2 separate regions of the Homo sapiens genome follow, and region 2 is linked to region 1. A link is a loop called in an ENCODE intact Hi-C map of the cell type or tissue named here. Cell type or tissue: pancreas. All regions are shown on one strand. Region 1 overlaps TRIOBP (TRIO and F-actin binding protein). Region 2 has its middle 22 kb from the start of H1-0.

Region 1 (2,500 bases):
AATAGAGCCACACGAGACAACCCCAGAACATCCTGCGCCCAGCGGGACAATCCCAGAGCCTCCTCTCCCAATAGAGCTGCACGAGACAACCCCACAACATCCTGTGCCCAGCGGGACAATCCCAGAGCCTCCAGAACCTCCTCTCCCAATAGAGCCACACGAGACAACCCCAGAACATCCTGTGCCCAGCGGGACAATCCCAGAGCCTCCTCTCCCAATAGAGCTACACGAGACAACCCCACAACATCCTGTGCCCAGCGGGACAATCCCAGAGCCTCCAGAACCTCCTCTCCCAATAGAGCCACACGAGATAACCCCAGAACATCCTGTGCCCAGCGGGACAATCCCAGAGCCTCCTCTCCCAACAGAACCACCCAACAAGACAGCCCCAGAACATCCTGTGCCCGACGGGACGATCCCAGAGCCTCCTCTCCTAACAGAACCATCCAACAAGAGAACCCCAGAACATCCTGTGCCCTACGGGACAATCCCAGAGCCTCCTCTCCCAGCAGAACCATCCAACAAGAGAACCCCAGAACATCCTGTGCCCAACGGGACGATCCCAGAGCCTCCTCTCCTAACAGAACCACCCAACAAGAGAACCCCAGAACATCCTGTGCCCGACGGGACAATCCCAGAGCCTCCTCTCGCAACAGAACCATCCAGCGAGACAACCCCAGAACATCCTGTGCCCAGCGGGACAATCCCAGAGCCTCCTCTCCTAACAGAACCATCCAACAAGAGAACCTCAGAACATCCTGTACCCGACAGGACAATCCCAGGACCTCCTCTCCCAATAGAGCCACACGAGACAACCCCAGAACATCCTGTGCCCAGCGGGACAATCTCAGAGCCTCCTCTCCCATCAGAGCCACCCAACAGGACAACCCCAGAACTTGTATTCAACAGAACATCCCCAGATCATCTTCTACCCAACAAGACAACCCTAAAACCTCTTGTACCAAACGAGATAACCTCAGACCCACTTGTACACAGCGGGACCGCACACAGTCCTTTTCCTTTCAACGAGACAACCCTGGAACCTCCTCATCTCAATGCTGCACCCAAAAGGAGAATCTGAGACCATCATCTCCCCACCGCTCCACTCAATGGAACAATCCCAGGAATTCATCTCCCCATCGTACTAACAAAGACATCCCCTGGGCCTCGTTTCCCCTCCGGCCAACTCAGAGTGATGGTCCCCGAACCTCTTCCCCATCTCGCTCCAAGCAAAGCGAGGTTCCCTGGGCATCCATCGCCCTCCGGCCAACCCAAGGTGACAGGCCTCAGACATCCTCTCCCAGCAGGCCAGCCCAGCATGACCCACCCCAGTCCTCCTTTGGCCCCACCCAGTACAACTTGCCATCCCGGGCCACCTCTTCCTCCCATAACCCAGGCCACCAGAGCACCTCCCGAACTTCCTCACCTGTGTACCCCGCTGCCTATGGGGCTCCCCTGACCTCTCCTGAGCCCTCCCAGCCTCCATGTGCTGTGTGCATTGGGCACCGGGATGCCCCTCGAGCCTCTTCGCCCCCTCGCTATTTGCAGCACGACCCCTTCCCCTTCTTCCCAGAGCCCCGCGCCCCTGAGAGTGAACCGCCCCACCACGAGCCTCCCTATATACCACCTGCTGTGTGCATTGGACACCGAGATGCCCCCCGGGCGTCCTCGCCCCCCCGCCACACCCAATTTGACCCCTTCCCCTTCCTCCCAGACACATCAGATGCCGAGCATCAGTGTCAGTCCCCCCAACACGAGCCCCTTCAGCTCCCTGCACCTGTGTGTATTGGGTACCGAGATGCACCCCGGGCCTCCTCCCCACCACGCCAGGCCCCAGAGCCTTCCCTCTTATTCCAGGACCTCCCCAGGGCCAGCACAGAGAGCCTTGTCCCTTCCATGGACTCTCTGCACGAGTGCCCCCACATCCCCACCCCTGTGTGCATTGGGCACCGGGATGCACCCTCCTTCTCATCCCCACCACGCCAGGCTCCTGAGCCATCCCTCTTCTTCCAGGATCCCCCTGGAACTAGTATGGAGAGCCTGGCCCCCTCCACTGACTCTCTGCATGGCTCCCCAGTGCTGATCCCCCAAGTGTGCATCGGGCACCGGGATGCACCCCGAGCCTCCTCCCCACCCCGCCACCCACCCAGTGACCTAGCGTTCCTGGCACCCTCACCTTCACCGGGCAGCTCTGGGGGCTCCCGGGGCTCAGCGCCTCCCGGGGAGACCAGGCACAACTTGGAGCGGGAGGAGTACACTGTGCTGGCCGACCTGCCCCCACCCAGGAGGCTGGCCCAGAGACAGCCAGGGCCCCAGGCGCAGTGCAGCAGCGGGGGCCGCACCCACAGCCCTGGCCGTGCAGAGGTGGAGCGCCTCTTCGGGCAAGAGCGCAGGTGAGCCCGGGGGTGGGGTCAGCCAGGTGGGCTGGGGAGGAGGCTCGGCAGCAGGACAGGTGAAGGGTTAGGGTGCCAAAAGAAAGTGTTCAAATCCCCCTGGCTTG
Region 2 (2,500 bases), 58 kb after region 1:
CCCCCCAAGATCCCCTAGATGGGGATGGAAGCCTGCTCTGGATCCCACAGTACTTGGAACTTGACATGTTTTTTCCTTATGGCTCCCCCAGACTGTGAGCCCCCTGAGGCCAGGGACCAGCTCTGAATCGCTTCTGTGTCCCCACTGCCCAGTACAGAGCACTGGTGTCTGTCTCCGAGGGATGAGTGTTTGTTGATTGACGGACTGACTGACTGGAAGTGAATGACCACTGAGTCAGTCACCCTCAAGGCAGGAAATAGCCACAGCCTCAGCTCCACACCAAATGGCAAGGGACCAGATGTCCCCATAAACCCACTGGGAAGCCCGGCAGCCGTCCTGAAGGGCTGGAGGCTAATGGAGGTTTCCGGTACACGAAAGGGCCAGGATTTAACTGTGAGTCACCCTTGTCATCCCGGCGTCCCACAGTACTTTACGAGGGGACTTGACTTTGATGGAGCTTCCGCCACGAGCAAACATGATGAACGGCAAACCTTTAATGCTCGCAACAACACCTTGAAGTACTTATTGCTCTCCCCTTGTTATAGGAGGAAACTGAGGCTCAGAGAAGGACATGACTTACCCAAGGTCAATAATTTAGTGACTCACATCCGAGCAGGTCTGACTCTAGAGCCCAAATCCCCTCCCTACCTAGGGTGCCTCCCTAAAAGTCACGAAGCCTTTTTTTTTTTTGCTGAGCACTTACTGTGGGCTGGACCCTGGAACAAACATTTTCACTCACAAGCTCCTTTAATTCCCAGAACAGCCTGATGAGGGAGGTAGCACAGTTGTCCCCGGTAGGGGGCCGGGACTCAGCAGCACAATGAGGTGACGGCCAGGTCAGTTGGTCTCACAGCCCAGGTGGCCTCCTGAGCTGACCCAGGTCTTCTCATTGGAGGCTGCCTGGGGACCAGGTGCCTTGGTTCCCCCTGCTTGTGGTAGGCATTGGGGGAGGTCTGGGTGTACCTTGGTGAGGCTGACTTGAATGAGCCTCATGTGGAGGCCACATGAGGAGGCCTCAATGTGGAGCCACTTCCACACTGCTGCCTCAGTTTCCTAGTAAAGCAGGGCAACAGCTTATTCCCAAAGGGCCCAGAAAGGCTAGATCCCCCTGCAAAGGGCAGGAGGCGTTTCGGGGTGCCTGTGTGATTGGCTGGCCCTTGCCCTGTCACCACCCCGCAGCTCCACCTTCATCGCCTGCGTCCCGGGGACTGCCAACCGCGCTTTCTTTCCAGAGCCCCTGAGCTCTTGCATGGGCTGCTCCCAGCCCCTCCCTAGCTCTGGCCATCCTGGCCCCAGTTGGTCTCCCCGCCATGAGCTCCCTTGTGGCTTCTCAAGGCCAAGACTCAACCAGGCCGGCGGAGTGGGAGGAACCTGCTTCTTCAAGTTGGTCACCTGGCTTGGCCATCCACTGGCCCTGGGACCTTGACTGTGGCATTTCCAGAGCCACATCCCAGATGCTCCCATGTGGCTGTGTCCACTCTCGGGTGGGGCAGCTGACTGCACTGGCCAAATGTGTCTGAAAGGTGACAGATGGTGGACTTGCCCCACCAGCAGTGTGACATGGATGCACTGATGTGGGGGTGGGAGGCGCTACAGGGAGAACTTCACAGGGGCCTGGCTGGCCCTGACCCTTTGGACTCCAGCAGATTCTCACCATCTCCTGAGGAAGACAGGTTTATAGGTGTCCCTGGCCCCCACCCCAGGGTGTCCCCACAACCCAACTCCAATCTCATGCAGTCTCTCCCCTCTTCACTCATTCAGTTGCTGAAAGTCTGTGTCATCTACTAGCTGTGACCTCAACTGTGGCATCTCCAGAGCCACATTCCAGCTGCTCCCACGTGGCTGTGTCCTCACTCAAGAGCAGGACAGCTGGCTGCACTGGCCAAGTGTGTCTGAAAGTTGACAGGAACATTCATTCCAGCATTAGAAGGAAGTGGGCCAGGTGTGGTGGCTCACACCTGTAATCCCAGTACTTTGGGAGGCCGAGACGGGGGATCACCTGATGTCAGGAGTTTGAGACGAGCCTGGCCAACATGGTGAAACCCCGTCTCTACTAAAAATACAAAAATTAGCCAGGCGTGGTGGCAAGTAGTGCCTGTAATCCCAGCTACTTGGGAGGCTGAGGCACGAAAATCGCTTGAACCCGGGAAGCAGAGGTTGCAGTGAGCCTAGATCATGCCATTGAACTCCGGCCTGGGTGACAAGAGCAAAACTCTGTATCAAAAAAAAAAAAAAAAAAAGGAAACTGTGTCCTGTGCAGATTTGCATCTGTGTTTATTCATGCTTAAACCTCTCCAGAAGGATTTGCACACATACATTTGTGCACACACACCCCCAGGGTGAGGGAACCCAGTGTGAAGGGGCCCTGGACACACAAGACCCTGGGAATAGTGGTTGCCTCCTCGGGGAGGGAGCCAGAAGGCCAGGGGACAGGGGTGGTGGGACACATTTCAGTGTTAAATGCTTTCATATGTTCTGCACTATTTCCCATGTGCATGTG

Evidence for each region. Hi-C counts contacts between places; a loop is a spot of excess contacts. Peaks named below come from ENCODE experiments on the same cell type or tissue, not always from the same donor. Only the 100,000 strongest peaks of a DNase experiment are listed, where the experiment ranks them.
Region 2: a loop joins it to region 1, with 4 times the contacts of the local background. A loop is called at or near these places in 6 of 110 quality-filtered maps.

What each region holds. Positions count from the first base shown.
Region 1 is chr22:37,724,111-37,726,610 of GRCh38, forward strand. TRIOBP (TRIO and F-actin binding protein) reads left to right here. Exons shown (of 24, transcript NM_001039141.3): 7 at 1-2,393. Among named protein-coding and RNA genes, the nearest start is that of TRIOBP, 28 kb to the left of the region's middle. RefSeq lists an enhancer at 1,712-2,213. In pancreas, no CTCF peak of the experiment used is centred here; a DNase peak (open chromatin) is centred at 1,516.
Region 2 is chr22:37,782,180-37,784,679 of GRCh38, forward strand. No RefSeq gene overlaps it. Among named protein-coding and RNA genes, the nearest start is that of H1-0, 22 kb to the right of the region's middle. RefSeq lists an enhancer at 1-56. In pancreas, no CTCF peak of the experiment used is centred here; a DNase peak (open chromatin) is centred at 1,316.